Regions from separate parts of the Homo sapiens genome. Here region 1 is linked to region 2. A link is a loop called in an ENCODE intact Hi-C map of the cell type or tissue named here. Cell type or tissue: Calu3. All regions are shown on one strand. Each heading gives the region's core, and the rest is flanking DNA. Links, peaks and the distances in the headings are about the cores only.

What was found. Peaks named below come from ENCODE experiments on the same cell type or tissue, not always from the same donor. Only the 100,000 strongest peaks of a DNase experiment are listed, where the experiment ranks them.
Region 1: it touches region 2 in a loop (10-fold over the local background); 11 of 110 quality-filtered maps call a loop at or near these places.

What each region holds. Positions count from the first base shown.
Region 1 is chr13:89,701,475-89,712,184 of GRCh38, forward strand. No RefSeq gene overlaps it. Among named protein-coding and RNA genes, the nearest start is that of LINC00353, 140 kb to the left of the region's middle. In Calu3, for the core only: no CTCF peak of the experiment used is centred there; no DNase peak of the experiment used is centred there.
Region 2 is chr13:90,863,056-90,873,765 of GRCh38, forward strand. No RefSeq gene overlaps it. Among named protein-coding and RNA genes, the nearest start is that of LINC00410, 58 kb to the right of the region's middle. In Calu3, for the core only: a CTCF peak has its summit at 5,460 (motif pointing left); a DNase peak (open chromatin) is centred at 4,416.

The DNA of each region.
Region 1 (10,710 bases), core at 1,060-9,059, 1.2 Mb before region 2:
GGCAGGAGAATCGCTTGAACCTGGGAGGCGGAGGTTGCAATAAGCCGAGATTCCCCCACTGTGATCCAGCCTGGGTGACTCCATCCCCGCCACCCCCCTCCACCCCCCCAAAAAAATGTACAATGAAGAGTTCAATCACATCAAGAACTGGGGAAGGTCTGAGATTTTCTGTGATTTGCAAGCTGACGTGTGAAACTGACACAATTCCATAGATGCATATAAAACTCTTGGATCAGAGATGAAAGAATGAATAATTTTCAGAAAAAGCAGTAGTCAGAGTATCACCATATATGCAATGGTAGCTCTGCTGTTCAATTCTTTAGGGTGATATGAGGAGCCACAATGAAGGCAGAACACACAATGAGTTGTGGAATACCTAAGGAACACAAAACAAGAGATCAATAGTTTTTTGTTTGTGTTTATTTGTTTTTAGCAAGCCGCAAAGATTTTACCAATTAGCAAATTAGCCAGTCTACTTTCTCTTGGAAAGTGGGAAGCTACGTAGTGATCACACTGCAGTTTTCTTAACCTACCAGTTGCCTATGTGACTAGCCATAGAAAGTGCTCAGTATTAGAAGACAGGTAAGCCTTGCTGTCTGGCACAGTTAGCAAGAAGGTGCAGGAATGCTGAGGACTCACGATGGAACGCTGAGGACTCATGATGGAATGCCTTTCCAAATAAATGGTCTTCCGTAATGGCATTTACAACTTTTTTAAAATAATGAGGTTAAGACCTCGCGAATAACTGCCATAGCTATGCATCAGGCTTGGTACAACCTACCACAGTTACGACTCTTGTTCACAGCAGAGATAAGAGACAGAAACTGCCTCCTCCGAGAATTTGTCTTAACAGAGACTTATTTTTCCTTCAATGAACTACATATTACACAGAGAAAAGTATTGAGCATTAGCACAATTCGATACCCAAATTGATTATGTAAAATCAGTGAGTGACTCATGATATTTTAACAATTTATCTTGTCCTTATTTGACTCCATATGTTCTATGCTTGAGGCATAGGCTGGGTCTGTATTTATTTTCCATGAAGAGAAATTTTCCTCTATTCATTATTTAGGAACTATTAATTTTCAGGAAGAAAAGGAACTTGACCATCTCTCATTGTTTTCTTCCTTTTGATTTTTTTGTGATTTCTTAAAAATGCATATTGCAAACTTTCACTATCCATCCTTATTACATCCCTTATATAATTGAAACTTATACTACTTAATCAAATTTGAAATCACATCTGAGGGTGTAACATGTGGCATCCATCTATGATTCAAATAGCATGAGCATTATTTATGTCAAAACAATATATTCAGTAAGAATCCCTCACCCTGGCATGAAAATATGTTTATTTTGTTTAAAGATTATAAATGCACAGGTTCATACTGCAATTAGTACCTATATTACTATAGAATAATTTTATAGCTAAAAAATCTAATATATAAGTAAAATAAATTTTTATTCCCATGAAGATATAAGTGAGTATTTTGTGAATCATGACTCCAAGGATGTAGGAAATAAAAATTTTGATTAAATTAAGTAAATTCTGCCATGTTGGTTATTATCACTTTCATTGAATAATGCTAAAATAATAAATAATATATTAACTCAAAATGTTTTTACTGTGAGCCCTGGTTAAATTTCTGTTAATGAAAATGTGCAATATTCAGTCAGTAACAACAAGCATTATTGAAGACCTACTATTACTTACACAGGTAGATACATGAGAGATGGAACGAAGCAAAATGCATGTGCTATATTACTATATTCCATTCATAGCATTATTGAACTATTAATAAACATCAATAATTTCTAATAATGACTTTAGAATAATCAAATACTAAATGTTTTATATAATATTAAATTTTAATTTGTTATATCAATAATTATAGCATTTAAAATCTGTGTGTTATATTGCTTTTTTCTTCACTTCTTAGATACCCTACATTCACCCACAAAAAGAGTTCTTGGCTTAGGAATATACTAAGAACAAAAGCTTGTGAAATAGAGGTGTTTTTCAGTTACTGAAGAGGACTATTCAAAAATGAAGACAGAACACAGTCACTGCCCAGAAATCACATTAAAAGTTAAAGAATTTTGCTGGGTGTCTTCACTCTTTCATTTGGTTGACTCACATTCTTAATCTCAGGATAGCAAATTTTTATATCGTATTCAAGAAGCGTTTCTTTACTATACCTATTTGTATTAGTCTGTCCTCAGGGTACTAACAAAGACATGCCCAAGACTGGGTCATGTATAAAGGAAAGAGGTTTAATGGACTCACAGTTCTACATGGCTGAGGAGGCCTCACAATTATGGAGGAAGATGAAGGAAGAGCAAAAGGATGTCTTACATGGCGGCAGGAAAGAGCGTGTGTGCAGGGGAACTCCCACTTATAAATATATGAGATCCATGAGATCTCATGAGATATATTCACTATGAGAACAGTATAGGAGAAACCACTCCCAAGATTCAGTTATCTCCACCTGGCCCTGCCCTTGACACAGGATGGCGGGAATTGTTACAATCAAAGTGAGATTTGGGTGGGGACACCCAAACCATATCACTAATATGAAATAAGTGTTGTTTCACATTATTTTGCCTTATAAACTGATTTATATTAACATAACTGATGTATGTTACTATGAGTTATTTTATGAGCATTAAAGTTTAGTTATGGATTTATCTGAAACTAATATTTATTAATATCTCTATTATTAAATGAAATATTACCTGTTAATATTAATTATTTTATTTTTATTAGTCATATATTTAAAATTATATTACAATAAAATATTAAATTTTAATAGTTCATTATATTAATAAAAAAACTTATTTGAAAGGCCACTAGCCTTGGTTATTTAATGTACCCAACATTTTTGGAGAAAATTACAGTGTTCATATAGTACTTTAAAAAATTTAACATTTTAAGAATAGCACATTGATTAATGTTCTTGGTATATTTAGCAAATTTGAAAATCAGAGAAAAAGTGTAGAGTAGTACATCATGTTTATAAGTGAAGAATTATTATGTATGAGTTTTTATTAGGAGACAAGTATTTCTTTTACTATAAATCTAATAATTTCTAAAGTGATATATTCATTTATTCTTGAAATCAATAAAGTTATTGCTGTGTAAAATGGAAAAAACAATCATAGCTCTTGGGAATTTAAAGACGTTCACATAATGTATTGGGATTATTTATTTTATTTTATGGAAATAAACAGCTAACATTTTCAAAACAAAAGTTACAATATAAAGATTGGAGCACATAACAATGTTAGCTTTAATAAATGTTGTACCAGGACTCTATACATATACTACGACTCTTTGTTGTCGCCTTAATATGCCAATAGATTGCAAATAATACACATCATTACTCTCTCTACTGACAGACAATATAAAGAAAAAATTTAAAAAGATAACTTTGAGAATATAAATGCATACTTTTAGAATGGAATTAAAACGTATATGCTAATAAAACAATGGAAACAGATGTCACTGAGAACATTTGCATTCACTACTTGAAATACAATCACTATTTCTATTTTTGAATTTCATTATTGAATCCACAAATAACATGCCTTTGAAAACATAGTTTTTATTAAATACTTGAATAATTTTATCTCTGCAAAGACATCAAAGAATAGTAGTTTCCCCTTTATATAGTAATGTTTTAGATTTCTCATTATAAGTGTTCCTATTTTTCTCTCATGTGGTAATCAATAAAATTGCACAAAGATAATGTTCTTAAATCTCAGAAAAACAGAAACAAAAAGCACCGTATTTGTTTGCCAGCCTGGGGAATGAAGCCATTTTTGGAACATTCTTGGGTTCTTTCTATTTACCACATGTCTTCCCAATTTTAATGTTAAAAACTATATTAAGTACTAGATATGTTGTATTAGGTTTCTCTAGAGGGACAGAAAAACTAATAGGCTAGATTTATATATGAAGGGGAGTTTATTAATTCACATTATCACAAGGTGAAGTCCCACAATAGGCCGTCTGCAAGCTGAGGAGCAAGTAAGCCAGTCTGAGTCCCAAAACCTCAAACGCAGGGTAACCAACAGTGCGGTCTTCAGTCTTTGGCCAAAGGCCCGAGAACTGCTGGCAAACCACTGGTGTAAATCCAAGAGTCAAAAGCTGAAGGACTTGGAGCCTGACTTTTGAGGGCAGGAAGCATGTAGCATAGGAGAGAGATGAAGGCTAGAAGACTCAGCAAGTCTGCTAATTCCACTTTTCTTCTGCCTGCTGTATTTTAGCTGTGCTGGCAGCTTGATTAGATGGTGCCCACCCAGATTGAGTGTGGTCCCGCCTTTCCCAGTCCATTGACACAAATGTTCATTTCCTTTGACCACACCCTCATAGACACACGCAGTAACAATACTTCGCATCCTTCAATCCAATCAAGGTGACACTTGGTATTAACCATCACATATGTACTGAACAGAATTTTATAATTTTAATGATTTAAAAGGTGTTTATCTCAAAACCATCATTTCAGTATTGACTTCATAATCTGGATGTTACCTGAAGCTCTCGCTCTTTCGGAAATTCTTTGTTCAGGAGCACTTCCCACTGTCACCCAATGAAACAATAACTCCGTGCCAATATATCCTCTCCTGATCTTCATTACAAGACTAGTTCTGCATTTCAAACTACCAAGATTTCTTCCACTTAAAATGTAAGATGCCTAAAATAGCAATTTATCCATTTCTGGCTCTCAATTCCCTGTTTTTCCTTAAATCACATTCACTTTGCATTCACAGCCACGTTTTCTCCTTGTTCTTGACTGAGACACAGAATAAGGGTCCTTTCTATTATTTTTCCCCACATTATTCACTCAAGGTATATGTGTAGCAAGAGATGTACCAAGGAAAGTTTATGTTGTACCAACAAGATACTCTTAAAATATACTAGTTCTGTAGAAAACCCTGATCTTGGAGTCAAGTAGAAACCCTGCAGCTGGGAGTTTGTCTCTGGCTGTATTTTTCCTCAGACTTCATTTATCTTACCATGTTCTATTTCCTTCTCCTTGTCCCTCTGTTTTTTCTACCCCTCCCCTTTCCTAGTTCTTGGTCAGCTCCGTGCTTCCATAAACACATTTTACCTGTTTTTGCATGATTGTGTAGCTAACCTTTATTTCACTCTGTTCTTAAAGGTTTTGTTGCAGTCTCACCGTCCTTAATCGTCAATTAGGAACTCCACAACTGGGAAAAAGTCTTGGGCCATATTTTTCTTCAGGTTCTAGTTCTCTGTCATGCTCTCTGTACCATATCTTTGCATCAGTCTACTAAAATGTGGTTTGACATTGCATATAGTTTTGTATGTAAAACTGTGTGCAAAGTATTTATATATATTATTTCTATGCTTGTGGGAGTGTGTATGTGTGTGTGTGTGTGTATAGATCTGACAGTAGCACGTAAGTGACCAATATATGCAGGAAATAGCTTGAGCAAAATTTATTCCCATTTATATCCATAAAATATAATCCTTATTTTAATTTTTAACTAAATAAAATAATTATAATTACTTTTACAGTGCTATTTTTCCATTTCACATTGGAGAATTATAATTCTATATATTTATGGGGTGCAAAGTGATGCTATTATATATATATGTATATGTATATCTATATATATATATACACACACACACACATACATACACACGCACTCACAAACAAATGTGGGATGATTGAATCAAGCTAATTAACAATTCATCCCCTCAAAAACTTATCCTTTATTCCTCCTGTCTAACTGAAACATTGTATCCTTTGACCAACATCTTCCCCTTCCCGCTACTCCCAGCCTGTGGTAACCACCATCATGCTCTCTGTAAAGCTCTGATTTTGAATCAGAATCTTCTAGTGCCATCACAACTCTTCCAAAAACAGTGATCCATAGTTCTTAACTGGAAGTAAGGAGGAATATGAGTAGACAGTTCAGAGGAGAGCTGGGCAAGAAAATAGGAGAAGCTGCTCAGAATCACTACTCCATAGGCAAATAAAAATGAAGAAAATATACAACATAATTGTATAGTCTTCAGAATGGCAACAATTAGGAAAGATAATAATTTAACTTGATTTTCTGGCAGCTATTGTAAGGAAGAATACATTTCCATACACATTGGTAGAACTTAACAAGCACTAGCCTTTTCAGAAATAAATATGCCAACATGTATTAATAATAATTTAACTTGATTTTCTGGCATCTATTGTAAGGAAGAAGACACTTCCATATACATTGGTAGAACTTAACAAGCTGTAACCTTTTCAGAAAGAAATATGCTAACATGTATTAAATATTTAATAATATTAATTTATTATTGTAATTGTGTTGTATTAATGACCTTATATATTACGTATGTTATATGTGATACATATGCATGTATATTTGTATATAATCTCCTGTGGTCCAAAAATCCCATGTCAGGATCCTACCCAGGAGAGAAAAGAATCCTGATGTGCAGGAATCCATGTAGATGGAGGTTTACTGAAGTACTATTTACAGCATCTAAAAACCGCCGTCTCCCTTTCCCAATATCGAGCATGAGATTCCAGTAATAGAAATTCTCGAGATTATCTTCTCTAACTCTCTTTTTAAAGCTTAAGAAATGAAGTTGAGATGTTGAGATATTAAAGTCACACAGCTGGTAATTTGCTCAGTCATCTGGAATAGAAATCCATTGACGCACAGTTTCATTTTTACTGACAAGGAATTCATGTACTGACATAAAAATTCTCTTTTCAAAATTAATCTCCAAAGGTCGATGAGACATGTACACTAAGGAGTCTTCTCAGCATGATTCCTAAAGGAGAGGGAAAGATACGTAGTGGGGAGTGGTGCTTTCTCGATGTGAGAAAAACTATTTTCCATGTTGCTCTATTAATAAGCACAGAAACCAGCTTTCAGAAGATGACAGGATAAGAACTTTTGACAATAAGCATTATCTTATAAAATAATATGATCTTAATTAGGAACAGGATAGCATAGAAAAACATAAAATGAATACATTTATAAATCATTATAAACCTTATTGACCAGGGATAACTTCAAATAAAATTAGTTTAAAAATACTGTTAATGTATGTGTGTGATTGTTTTATCTATATTTATTTATTTATTTATTTATTTATTATTTATTTATTTATTTTTGAGACAGAGTCTCGCTCTGTCGCCCAGGCTGGAGTGCAGCGGCGCGATCTCAGCTCACTGCAAGCTCCACTTCCTGGGTTTATGCCATTCTCCTGCCTCAGCCTCCCGAGTAGCTGGGACTGCAGGCACCCGCCACCACACCTGGCTAATTTTTTGTATTTTTAGCAGAGACGGGGTTTCACCGTGTTAGCCAGGATGGTCTCGATCTCCTGACCTCATGATCCACCCGCCTCGGCCTCCCAAAGTGCTGGGATGACAGGTGTAAGCCACCGCACCCAGCCGATTGTTTTATTCTTAAAAATGGGCCTATGTGGTCTCCACCATGGTTTTCAGTAAATTGTAAACATTTTTGCATGCCATTAAATGTTTTCAAAACATTTTGTATTAACAGTTACATAGTAGCTATTTAAATAGCTGAAGCTTATTCATTAAATAATTTATCCATATTTGAAATTTAGCTTTCCAATTGAAGCAATTCCAAGGAATACAGGGCCTATATTCAAAATTTCCTCAGTGTATATCAATCAAAATAGACTTTAAGATGAGAAATTTTGTTGCTTGTCTTTGTTCAGATTTTGTTAGTTTAACTTCTGCTTATCAAATTATCTAGGCTTTATGTGTAAATTTATTTTTCCAACAACTTTATAAGTATATGTTTATCTTTCAGATACACAAACCTTGCTTATCCCTGTGTAAAAATGTTCAGCAATTTAATAAACTATGATACATCATTATTTTATTTTTGTATGTGTTGAGTTTGAACATTTTAAAATTGGTTACCTGATTTTTATTTCTTGCAATTTGGATTTTAGTAACTATATAAGCCTTTTACAATATTATTCCCTTCTTATCTTAAAGTCTAGCATTCGTGTTTTCTCTTCTTGACACTGGAAAACATAGTTTCCCTAGTATGTAATTATCAACCTATTGTCTCTATTTTTTAATGAATTACTTCGTTTTTGTAATCTTTTATTTCAATTGCTTACATTCGTTTTATCTTTGATTTTCTATGTTTGACTGGCTTTAGAAGGCTAACTAATGAATATTTACATTGACAATTTTTAGTTAACACCATTTTACCTTGTGGTTTGCTCATGAATTTAGCTTTGGCCACATTCCACAAATTTCTTTATAGATTATGTTTAAAACTTACTTACATGTTAATTTCCTGCTTAAAATAAGTGATAAACAATATAAAGCATTTTCCATAAAATAGTACATGTTATGCTGTATTTTTGTTAAACTTCGCCTGTTATATACATATCCATCCTTTTACACTACATTTATTATTGTTATAATATTTTCTGATTAAGTGACAAGACTGTCAATAGTATCAGGCAGTATTCAGTGCTGGAAAAAGAAACCCTTCTAAAAATTTTAGATGAGAAGGGAATTAGTAGCCATGATTAGGTGCCCACAAAATGACTAGGACCCCTGGATTAGGGAGCCATGCTGATCCCTACGGACTAGGTGAACGCTTTGATCGTGATTATTAATGTATGAATCTGACTCAGAATGCCTCAAATCAAGAAGCCTTAAATCACAATCAAGGATGAGTTATGAATAAATGGACTTCCTAGGATGCTAGAAAACTGAAGTCAGAGTTACTGGTGCAGTGAGATTTGCCTCCTCTTTCTCCCAATATGCTGTGGGGTTGCTGGGGACAGTGGTGTCCATGTTATTACTCAGTTTGTTTTGATGGTAAGAATATTTTGCATTTTTCAAAATGTGTTATATTAAGACTAAGACTGTTTGATTCCTTCCTGAGTATTGATGTGAATCTTAATATATGGTGGGTGTGGCATCTTCTGTATTTATCGATGCACTACCGTGAAGAGAAAGGAACACCAACAGTGGCATGTTTCCCCAATGACCTGTGAGCTGAAGAAAGCTCTGTTTATTTGCTTATATCAGCTCCTACATTCTTTTTTGTCAATCTTGCACCTAACAATTTATGTGTCTTTCTCTAGGCAATTTATTAAGAAATTTTAAAATTGTGTGTGTGTGTGTGTTCTCTTTACACTAACCAAGGAATAGAACCAGTTTTTATTTCCCCTTTAAAATCTTTCCAAGAAATTACAATACTGAATCCAGTAGGATTCATATCCAAAATATCATCTCATTAGTAATTGAGACGTGCAGGAATTTAAAACAAGAAATATAATTATTTATGATATAGATGAGAGAGAGAGATGTGAGCAGGCATGTTAAAGAATGACTAGACTTGTTATCAAACGATAGTGATAATTTTTGAAAAACAATTTGTTGAACAGTTTGAAAATAAAATTCAAGAACATATAAAGGTTAACATATTTTGATCTCTAAACCCTACCTCTGCAGATTCATCATAATTAATGCTTTTACATACTGTATGCAAAAAGGATCATTTAAATGTTCATTCACTATATCACAAAATTATAATATGACAAAATATTTTGAACATAGAATAAGTAATATTCTCAAAATATATATCATGTAGAAGTCCTGCCATCAAAATAGAGTAGCATGTTGAAATTTTAATATTTTAAAATTAAATAAAAATTCAGAATAATTTGTGTACATGATAGCAACAAGAAGAGAAAAAGAGAGAGAGAGAAAACATGAAATAAACGTAAAGTTACAAATGTCTAGAGAGTAAACAAAGTTGTGCCTGAATAGTAGAATTGTGGATTATATTTTTTATGTTTTCAACTTTTTAGAAAGGTTTATAAATTAATAGAACATTCAGGCCGGGCATGATGGCTCATGCCTGTAATCCCAGCACTTTGGGAGGCCAAGGAGGGAGGATCACGAGGTCAGGAGATCGAGACCAGCCTGGCCAACATGGTGAAATCCTGTCTCTACTAAAAATGCAAAAATTAGCCGTGTGTGGTGGTAGGCGCCTGTAATCCCAGCTACTCGGGAGGCTGAGGCAGGAGAATCGCTTGAACCCGGGAGGCGGAGGTTGCAGTGAGCCGAGATCAAGCCACTGCACTCTAGCCTGGCAACAGAGCGAGACTGTCTCAAATAAATAAATAAACATTAAAAAATTCAAGTCAATTTTCCTGTTCACACTAAATACAATATTATAAAATACCGGGAATTAGACATCAAATTTAAAACCAGCTCCGGTACTTCATTAACTCAAGTGAAAGCTTCAAAGTAAGTAAGCTCTGAACAAGAATTTCTAAGGAAGAAAAACCTGAATATTACATTTAAATTAATACTTTTTGGTCAAAGTAGATGGACATTATTCCTACCTCAAATTTCTATCTTGAGTTTTAGTTTAAATTTGTATGATTTCTCTCTCTCTCTCTCTCTCTCTCTCTCACACACACACACACGCACACACATGCACCCCTCTGTTTTTCCCCCATATAATCCCATGAAAACTTTTCACCTCTCTTTTCATTCTGCTTCCCTATTTGGCTCATAATGAGTCTGGGATCTGGCCTTCCTCTTCTGAGATATTTCTAGCTAGTTTGCATATATCAACTTTTATTCTCAAAGTGAACTTCTCTGCAGAACTTATGAGCGCAAGATGCCACAGAATGTTCTTGAGATA
Region 2 (10,710 bases), core at 1,153-9,152:
AGACGTGTTACCACCTAAAGATGGATCCTGAGCCTGTATGTTTCCCTTCACTTCTATTAAATGTGGGAATTTAGTTATTATTACTAAAGCGACATTGTAAAAATAGGTGGAAAGGTTCACCCTTTTGGGGAAAAAAGCCATTACATAAATAATATTCTTCCTGTGAATAATATTACAAAATCAGTAAGTTAGAGATCATTCAGATGTTCCTCTAGCATATTGAAACTGCTCCATATAGACCATCTTTCAGTCACCTTTCTGATTTCTGAAGATAACTTTTTAAGAATTGGTCATGGTTTTGCAAACCCACTCTTCTGATTACCTTTATAAATTTTACCTTTATAAAAATTACCTTCATAAATTACAGGTATGAGCCACCTTGCCCAGCCTCCCAAAATCCACTTTAAAAGGAGGTTATGGAGAACAAAGAATTAATAAATGTTTTAGGTAAAGAATATGTTAATTACCCTGATTTAATCATTATACCATCTACAGATGTATGGAAATATCACATTCACCCTATAGGTATGTAAAATTATTATGTATAGATTTAAAAACAAGTAAATACATGAAGTGAAGTGATGGAGGCTTGCTTTGCAAGGCTGAACTCTACTGGGCCTCAGAAGAGGGAAAGTAGGACACATGCCTTTCTCTGCTTTTATGTGCAATTGCTTTCAGAACCACACACATTATGTCTATCGATAGTATGGAGCTAAAAAAGTTTTAGTGAGGAATTCATTTTTTCACAATGTTAATTCTCTTTCAAGTAGCAAATCACTATGATTTTTCAGCAGAACTATAAAAGAAGAAAAGAAACTCTCCATTATAATAGAAGAGAGAGTATAATGTAAAGATAATTTTTTGTTATTTTTCTTACTAACAAAGGTATAAACCAAGTCAAGATCTGATAGAAATTTGCTTCACTGCATAATCTATAGGCTCATAACTCTTTTATCATTACCTATTTGTTTAATATTCAATATGTGGGATCACAGTTATTTTCTTCCCTCGTTGCTACAGTTCCATATTTTCTAGTTATTTACCTGTTCTTAAAAAAAATGACTTTGTCTAGTGACAATGAATGTCAGCATAGTTTTTCCTCAATTATAAGTAGAGACAATGTGCTCTTTTTCTGTTTCAGCACTTTGCAGGGAAATCTAACTGTTAAAAGTAAGATAACCTATCAAATTTTCAACTCATAGAGGAGAGGTTAGAGATACTTAAAAAAAAGAAGTACTTCAAAAATTATCAAAATTCCTGAATTATATTCTCTGTACACAACAGAGCTGAATGGCTTTTCCTGAACAATAGGTTGACCTATGTGTTCTAGTCCCCATTTGTAATGCTATCAGAAACATATACATGTGTTTTGTTTTCTATTGATTTGTTCCTCTTATCAAGAAAAGATTTATGCCTTGTTTTCTAAACAGCCTTGAAATACAAAGAGTTTTTTCGTTCCAGATATTTCAATAGCACCTTATTTCAACCAAATGTCTTGGTTTCTTTAAGCTCATCACTAATGTCAGTGCTTTTCAATGTCTTTCTGTTTATTTAATTTGTTTAATTTCCATTAAATAAATGAAACAAATCAGCATATATCCACAAGCCAGAGACTTAAAAAAAATCAGTCTAAACCTTAAGAAATAGGGCAACAAGCTAAAAAGAATGAGGAAGATCGTGATGTATAAACTGCTTCTGTATGGTCTCCCAAGGGTTGTTAGCGAATTGTGTGGAAGGTTGAATGTTCTTCTATTTTGAAAATGTTTTTATAATGTTTATTTTCTATAAAAACATGAAAATGTTAAATAAACATATTTATAATTTGGCTTTATCAGAGTATACTAGGAAAACATTGATGTTCCAATTTAGGATACCAACCACATTTTCCTCTCTATGGGAGTAGCACGTTCCTTTCATATATATATATATATACACACACACACACACACACGCACACACACACGTGTATATATATACGTATTATATATATATTATATATATTTAACATATCTATATTTAAAGAGAGATGATGTGTCAGGGTTGTTCAGAGAAACAATAAGATGTAGAAAGAAATTTATTATAAGGAATTGACTCATATGATTATGCAGGCTGGCAAGTCCCAAGATCTGCTGGGTGAGTTAGAAAGCTGGAAACCCACAAGTGCCTATGGCTTAGTTTCAGTCCAAAGCAGGAAATAAGCTGATATCGCACTTTGAAGGCCTTCAGGTGTTACTAGGTAGAACTTATGCCATGTTGTTCTATTTAGGCCTTCAGCTGATTGAATGAGGTCCACCCACATTAGAAAGGGCAATCTCCTCTACTTAGTCTGCTGATTCAAATATTAAACACTCAGAATTATATTCGAATAAATACCTGGACATCCCATGGCTCAGACAAGTTGACACAGAAAACTTAACTGATACAATGTAAAAAACATTAATAAATTAGAAGCAGAGGATCTTAGTGCATCCTTGTTCTCTTTTCGAGGGTATCTCTCTCTGTGGAGGGTTGTTGTTGTGGTCGTTGCACCTTCACCAACACTTACTGCAGTGACATGCAGGGGTTGAAGGTGTGGATGCAGTGGCTGAGAGAATGTGGAATCACAAAAGCAGGGTTTGCCACTGAACTTTAAAGAACTAAAGTTTAGTTCTTTAAGAAGTACAGTAAAACTTACGTATCCTGAGGCTCATAGTCTTTCTTGCTGAATTAAATAGAGCAAAGTTTTGAGGCAGATTTTTTTATTGTATGTTTTTTTCTAAGTGATTCTGGTAATGAAAATATTACAGTTATAGGGCAAATAAACATTTAAACTGAAAACAAGCAGATGGGAAAGACCTCTACTTATTCTACCCCACGAGAGATTACTACTTATTCCCAAAGCTATGATCAACATGAAATATGGGATTGGAGAGACTCTTCCAATATAATTAGTGGTGCTCACAAAAGAATCACAACCTCCAAAAGAGAGAAATATAGATAATAATCATGAATTCATCATTTCTATTGATCTCTCATATAAGCAAAAAGGTTCTAATGTAATTTTCAAGGCATGATTCCACACGGCCATAGTATCTCTTTTTCACAAGCTTGAAGTATCAATTTCTAAAATGTTGAACACCCAAGGAACTGCATTAGCAGGAGTAGAAGAGTCCAGACCAGGGTTTGGCAAGCCACTGCTAGTAGGCTAGCCAGCTGTTTTTGTAAAAGAAGTTTTACTGGAACAGAACGATGCATTTTCTTATATTGGCTATGCTAGTTTCTCATGAAGACTGCAGTTGGATAGCTGCTATACAATCTGTATGGCCAACAAACTCAAAAATATTCACTCTCTGAGTCTTAAAAGGAAATGTGTTAGGGATGCAAATTATTAAACAAGTAATTTTTGAATGTTTACTATAAACTAGGTGCTAGAGATACAAAAATGGGGAAAGAAAAAGACAAAGATCCTTGACGTTTTAGAGCTTACCTTCCATGGTCAGCTCATATCTATCATTCCAAAAGTTCAATATCCCCCAACACCCCTCTTTTTGTTCAGCTTTACTGAGGTATAATTGACAAGTAGTAATTGTGTATATCTAAGATCTACAACTTGACCTTTTGATAAACATATACATTGTGAAATGATCCCACAATCGAGCAAATTAACATATCTGTCACTTGCACGGTTACTGTGTGTGTGTGTGTGTGTGGTGAGAACACTTCAGATCTAAGCATATGTCAAGTACACAATACTGTATTGTTAGCTACAGTCACCACTCTGTGTACATTAGATCTCCAGAGCTGATTCATCTTGCACAACTGAAACTTTGTACTCTTCGACAAACAGCTCCCCACTTCCCTTTCCGCCAGTCTTAGCAACCATTCTTCTACCCTGTTTCTATCCTTCCCCCCTTTTAAAAACATTTCAGTGATTTTAGTGTTGCTCTTGGTAACACAAAACTTCCCATCAGGCTGGACGCGGTGGCTCACGCCTGTAATCCCAGGACTTTGGGAGGCCGAGGCAGGTGGATCACCTGAGGTCAGTTTGAGACCACCCTGGCCAACATGGCGAAACCACACCTCTACTAAAAATACAAAAATTAGCTGGGCATGGTGGCCGGCCCCTGTAATCCCAGCTACTCGGGAGACAGGAGAATTGCTTGAACAGGGACTGGGAGGCGGAGGTTGCAGTGAGCCAAGACGGTGCCACTGCACTCCAACCTGGGTGACAGGGCTAGACTCCATCCTAAAACAAAAACAAAAACCTTCCCATCATGTGTTTTATTCCTCCTGTGAATTGGTTGCTACTCATGGAATCTTGTGAGACTTGAAAGCCTATAGCAGTGTTTTCTGAGAAATTTCTTTGTTAAGAAAAGAGAGACTAATCAGAGGTGTGATGTCAGCTTTACAACAAAAAAGACTTGTGCACCACCTAGAGGCCGAACTGGGCGTCGGGATTAATCAGTCCTCCATTGTTGACAGGGGAAATAATGGTGCTCAAAGGCCTGAAATGGAAGCTAATGGTCACACCCACTGCACGGTATGAGGAAGGATGATATAAGAGGATGTGCAAATATTATGAAGCACATCAACTGGTACAAGGCAAAAGAAGCAACAAGTATTTGCCTTAAAAAAGGTCAAATAATGCATTATATTCAGATATATTTAAACCTGAGGTAAATTCAGTCTTCTTTTCTGGCTTATCAAGATGCAAAACCCCCTGTATTATTCAGCACCTCCATCATTTTGCTGTATGATTGTTTCTGTTTCACTCTCCACTTGGAAACTGTGAGCTGCTTGGGATATCAGAGAAGTTTAAAAACTTCTCTGGTTTTCAAAGCAGTATTTGCGATGAAACCAGCACTCAAATATTTTTCTGAACCAAACAGAATAAACAGTGGCATTCCTGAAAAAGTAACTAACAGATGCTTAGTTGACTAGATATTTTCAAATGCTTTCAAATCTTATTTTATTGAAGGAATAAATAGGATTATTTTTCTTTTTTAAAAAAGATGTTATAAAAATGTTTTTATAAACCAAAAGTCTAGTTTTGTGTGCTATGTGGCTGCCCATTTGAAATAGCATTTGTCATTTGGAAATCCTGAAGGTCTTACAGATCTTAACCATTGTAATTATGTTATTTGTCTTGCAGTGTTTAGGCAATCAGTGATATAGTTGGTTTTGCACAACTTAGAGAAGCACAACTTTGTCATACTTGACTACCAAGATAACATTCAGTGAAGAAAGTTTTTCACTAAGGAAAATGACATGCCCCAGAGAGTGTGGAGGCTGTACTTCTTTCTTTCAGGTTAATGTGACCCATTAATATATTTCAGAGTTTCTGGTGCATTTAAAATTGGTTTATTAAATTCTTTTGCAAAGATAAAAAATCTTCCAAAGTGTCATAATCCATTTTAAGGGAAAATTCTGAAAATTAGAGCAAGGGAGCCCCCTTGTGGACTGACTCTGATGCCATGTACAATGAATTATCAGTTAAATCAATGATTTCATCAATATTTATGAGATAATTTTAATAGTAAAATAGCAATACAGTTGACCATTGAACAATGCAGGGATTGGGGTGCCACTCTTATGCAGTAAAAAATCTGTATATATCTTCTGAGTTCCCCAAAACTTAGAACTAATAGCCCACTGTTGACCAGAAGATTTACTGGTCAATTTAACAAATACATAGTCAATTTAACAAATAAACTAGTATCTACGTATATTTTATGCATTAATGACATACCTAACTTTCTCTTAATTTTCTGACTTTTTAGGTTATGCAGTTCATCTGCGTGTTTTCTCAAATTGTCACAAATCTCCAAAAAATTTCCAATATATTTATTGAAAAAACTGCATATAAGTGGACCCATGCTGATCAAACCCATGTTGTTCAAGGGTAATTTATCTTCAGATGAACTTTATCAGAAATGAATTACAAATTATATTTTATTTGCAATATATTTATATGAGTATACTCAATATAATACGAAGTAATTCCTAAAACCTGCCTGGATGAATCCTGAACTTGGAAAAAACAAACTGTCCTAGCCTTAAGTGATTACTCCAATAAAGCAGCCCAAAGGATTGATTCTAGAATCAATGGCTGCTCATTCAAGAACTCAAAAATATAGTTGGCATTGGAAACCAAATATGTTTCTTTGCACGATGCTGAGTTTAAGCAAAGGTAGGTGAATTTATTGATGACTATAGTTTGTTTAACAAAACCAGTTATTTAAAAATGCAACTGCTTATATTTCTATCCAGAAAGCTGCTCTAAAGGATACATAAAAAATATATTCCCTTATCTTAGTAAAACTTTTCTCATCTGGAAAGTTGAGAATGAAAGAAAAGAAATGTATAACTAGATTTATGAGCAGTGACACAGAAACAAATGCATTTCCTTTAGGCTAAGCTCCTCTATCTCACATCTCAGCTGCAGATCTTAAAAACAAACTTCTTTTAAAAGTCTGGTTTTATATTTCTTCATCTATCTATTTTCCCCATGTGCTATATTTGGACTGGAGAATAAAAATCAGTAAAAGTAAATAGTTACAAAAATTGTAGTTATTAAGTTATTAATTTTTTACATTTTAAGTACCAGTAAAAAATCGTTTTTTAACTTTTTTTGTTTTTTTATGACAGGGTTTGCTCTGTCACCCAGGCTGGAGTTCAGTGGCACAATCTTGGCTCACTGCATCCCCGACCTCCTGAAGCTCAAGCAGTCCTCCCACCTCAGCCTCTTGAGTAGCTGAGACCACAGGTGTCTGCCACTATGCTCAGCTAGTTTTTGCATTTTTTGTAGAGACCAGGTTTCACCATGTTACCCAGGCTGATCTTGAACTCCTGGGCTCAAGCAATCTGCCCACCTCACCCTTCCAAAATACTAGGATTACAGGCATGAGTTACCTCTTCCAGCTAGTAAACAATCTTTATACACACTTAAAAACAAGAGGCCTGCATGCTCTAGTAATAGTTTATAAATTTATTGAATTCTTATTGCATTGGAAAATTGCCCAGATGTTAGTGGGCAGAAATAGAATATATGATTTATTCCATTTGAATGCAACTCCCGATCTCTATTACAAACCTCCTTTGATATTTTATTTCCTCAGGAAACTGCACTAGCTTTCTGTGGGGTTTTATTTGAAACTTGTGATTGACATATAATAATTGTACGTATTTATGGGGTACAACATGATGTTTTGATACATATAAATTATATAATTATCAAATCAGTGTAACTAGCATATCAATTCCCTTGAACATTTATAATGTATTTGTGATGAGAACATTCAGTAACCTCTCTTCTAGCTATTTTGAAATGTACAATATATTGTTGTTAATGCCAGTTATTTTACTATGCAGTAGAACACCAGAATTTATTTTTCTTAACTAACTGTAACTTTGTACCCATTTACCAATCTTTCACCATCCCACCTTCCCTTGTCCTTCCCCTTCTTCTGTTAACCACGATTCTACTCTCTACTTCTATGAGAACAACTTTTTAGATTCCGTATGTGAATGAGATCATGCAGTATTTGTCCTCTGTGCCTGGCTTATTTCACTTAACATGACGTCTCCCAAGTTTTTGCATGTTGCTGCGAATAACAAGATTTCATTTTTTTGTATGGATGAATAGTACTCCATTATGTATATATACCATATTTTCTGTATCCATTTATTCATTGATGGACATTTAGGTTGATTTCATATCATGGCTATTATGAATAATGCTGTAATAAACATGAATATAGATATCTCATTGACAAACTGATTTTATTTAATTTAGATGAATAGCCAGTAGTGGAGTTGCTGGATCATATAGTAGTTCTGTTTTTTTTCTGAGTTTTTGATAATGGCTGTACTAATTTACATTCCTACCAGCAGTGTGTAAGGGTTCCCTTTTCTCCAGATCCTTGCTAGCGCTTGTTTGTGTACCTTTTGATTTTTTGATAGTAGCCATTCTGACTGTAGTGAGGAGATATCTCGTGGTAGTTTTGATTTGCATTTTGCTAATAATTAGTGTTGAGAACTTTTTCATATGCCTCTTGGCCATTTGTATGTCTTCTTTTTTTTGGAAGAAGTAATATTGTTTAAAATATTCATAATATACAAAGCAAGCTACAGATTCAATGCAATTCCTATCTAAATACCAATGGCATTCTTGATAGACATAAAAAAAAATCCTAAAACTCATATGGAACCACAAAGCCCATGAATAGACAAAGAAATCCTGAGCAAAAGAAAAAAGGTGGTGGCATCATACTTCTGACTTCAAAACATACTACAAAGTTTTAGTAACCAAAACAGCATGCTACTGGCATAAAAAGTAGACATATAGGCCAGTGGAACAAAATAGGAAATCCAGAAATAAACCAATACATCTACAACCAGTGGATATTTGACAAGTGTGCCAAGTACACACGATGCAGAAAGGGCAATCTCTTCAATAAATGGTGCTGAGAAAACTGGATATACACAGGCAGAACAAGAAAACTAGACCCTATCCTATCTCCTACTGTATGCAAAAAGTAACTCATAATGGATTGAAGACTTAAATGTGAGACCCAAAACTATGAAATCACTAGAAGAAAACATAGCGAAAAGCTTCATGACATTGGTCTACATAAGGATTTTTTTTTTAGATAAAACCTTAAAAGCACAGGCAACCAAAGTAAATATAGATAAATGACATTACGTCAAACAAAAAAGCTTTTAAATGGTAAAGGAAACAACAGAGCAAAGAGACAACCTGCAGAATAGGAGAATATTTTTTGTAAACTGCATCTGATAAGGGTTTAATATCCAAAACATATAAGGAACTCAAACAACATAACAACAGAAGAACTAAGAACCCTGTTTTAAAATGGGCAATAGTTGCCTGTGGTTTTTTACAGGTACAAAAATGTGCTGTTTAAAGCCACACAAATCCTCTGTGCACTACAATATTGTTATAATTTATTTCTGTTGTGAATTGATTTCTTTTTTCAGAAAAATATTTCCATGAGGGGAAGGAGATAATATAGTAGTGACAGAGTGACAGCTAAACTGTTCCGCATATGGAATTAATCTAAATTCAGAAGTTTGAAAGCATTTGAGGAGCTGGGAGATACAAGCAGAGTACTGAGGCTAGGAAGTAGATGCAATCAATCTGTAGCAGATAGGGGAAATGCCTCTTAATATAAAATTCCTGGCTGTGGGGATGGATGGCCCAATACTCTTACACACAATGGTGTCTAATTTTAATTAGTTATTTTTATTGTGTGATGGGCCACTTTTCCTACCATTAAACAAACCCCTGCAAAAGTTACCAAATCAAAAACGTTTTGTGGGAAAGTTGTATTGAAGAAAGCATGGAAAATGAGCTGTTATACATGTAGTTCAGGGCAGAAAAGGACTCAGCAATGGGAAATCCAATGCGACAGACCAAAAATCCAAAAGCAGTGAGAAATCCAATCCAAATATGACTATCAGAACATAAGCATTCAAAGAAATTGTGGAGGATATACTGACTTCCTATAAGACATGGATACTTGGACAGGATAATCCGAGATGATAGTTGCACTCCACAGTTATTGCAAATTCCTGTAAGCTAGACTTGCCACAGCCTTATAATTTCTTTACCTACACTTCTCTCTCGTTACCAAGCAAACATTACTTTAACCCACTAACTTAAAATGTGTCAGTGGCTTAAAATCACTCTTGAGATAGAGCCTCTGAATACACCTCTAGCTCCTTCACAACTGTGTCTCTGTAGTCTAGTCACTTTAACCTCTCAAGTTCTCTGTTGTGCAAATTCCTTCACACCTCAGAACCATGGTCTGTGCTATTATTCGAATACCATCAGCTTTTGTTATCTGATGCTTTTAAGCCTTTTCCTTACGCATCTCAGCTTTCTTTCCAGATGACAGGAAACTTACTAAGAGCAAGGCATGTATTTCATAATTGGGCAAGTTTTCAGTAATAGATCCATTTATTCCTTGTGTCTCTGGCCTGTTAAAGGATAAATTCATTTCATGTATGCTCTCTCTCATTTTCTTTTCTTTTCTTTTCTTTTTTTTTTTGACAGAATCTCGCTCTGTCACCAAGACTGGAATACAGTGGTATGATCATGGCTCACTGCAGCCTTGAACTCATGGGCTCAAGTGATCACACCATCTATTTTTTTTTCCAACTTTTTGTAGACACTGGAGTCTCTCTATTTGACACAAGCTAGTCTTCAACTTCTGGGCTCAAGTAATCCTCCCACCTCAGCCTCCCAAAGCGCTGGTATTACAGATGTGAGCCACGATGTCCAGCTGTCTCTCTAATTTTAACAACATGAACAGAAGAGAAAAAAATAAATCTTCTGAAGGACTATCACTTAGCATGTTTCTCTGGTGCTGCCACAACTTCTATATCTGCCTAGGAAAACAATATCACAGATGTCTTTACCTTACCAAGTGTTCCTTGTGAGATTGTTTTTCTTCCTCTCCATCCATGATTCAGGGTCCCAGGAGGCAGTAGTTTGTTCAGAAGCCCCATTTCATGAAGCCAATTCAATCTACCGTGAATTGATAGATTGCCTCCTTTTAAACAATTTTTGAGACTAATTCCATCATGCCTTTTTGCTATGCATATCTGACTTCCAGAAGCCCAAAATTCCCAGAGCATCTGTTGTATTTTACCACTTTACTCTTCTGTGTATTTCTAACCTGAGCTCTGTAAAACTTTTCCACTGTTCTC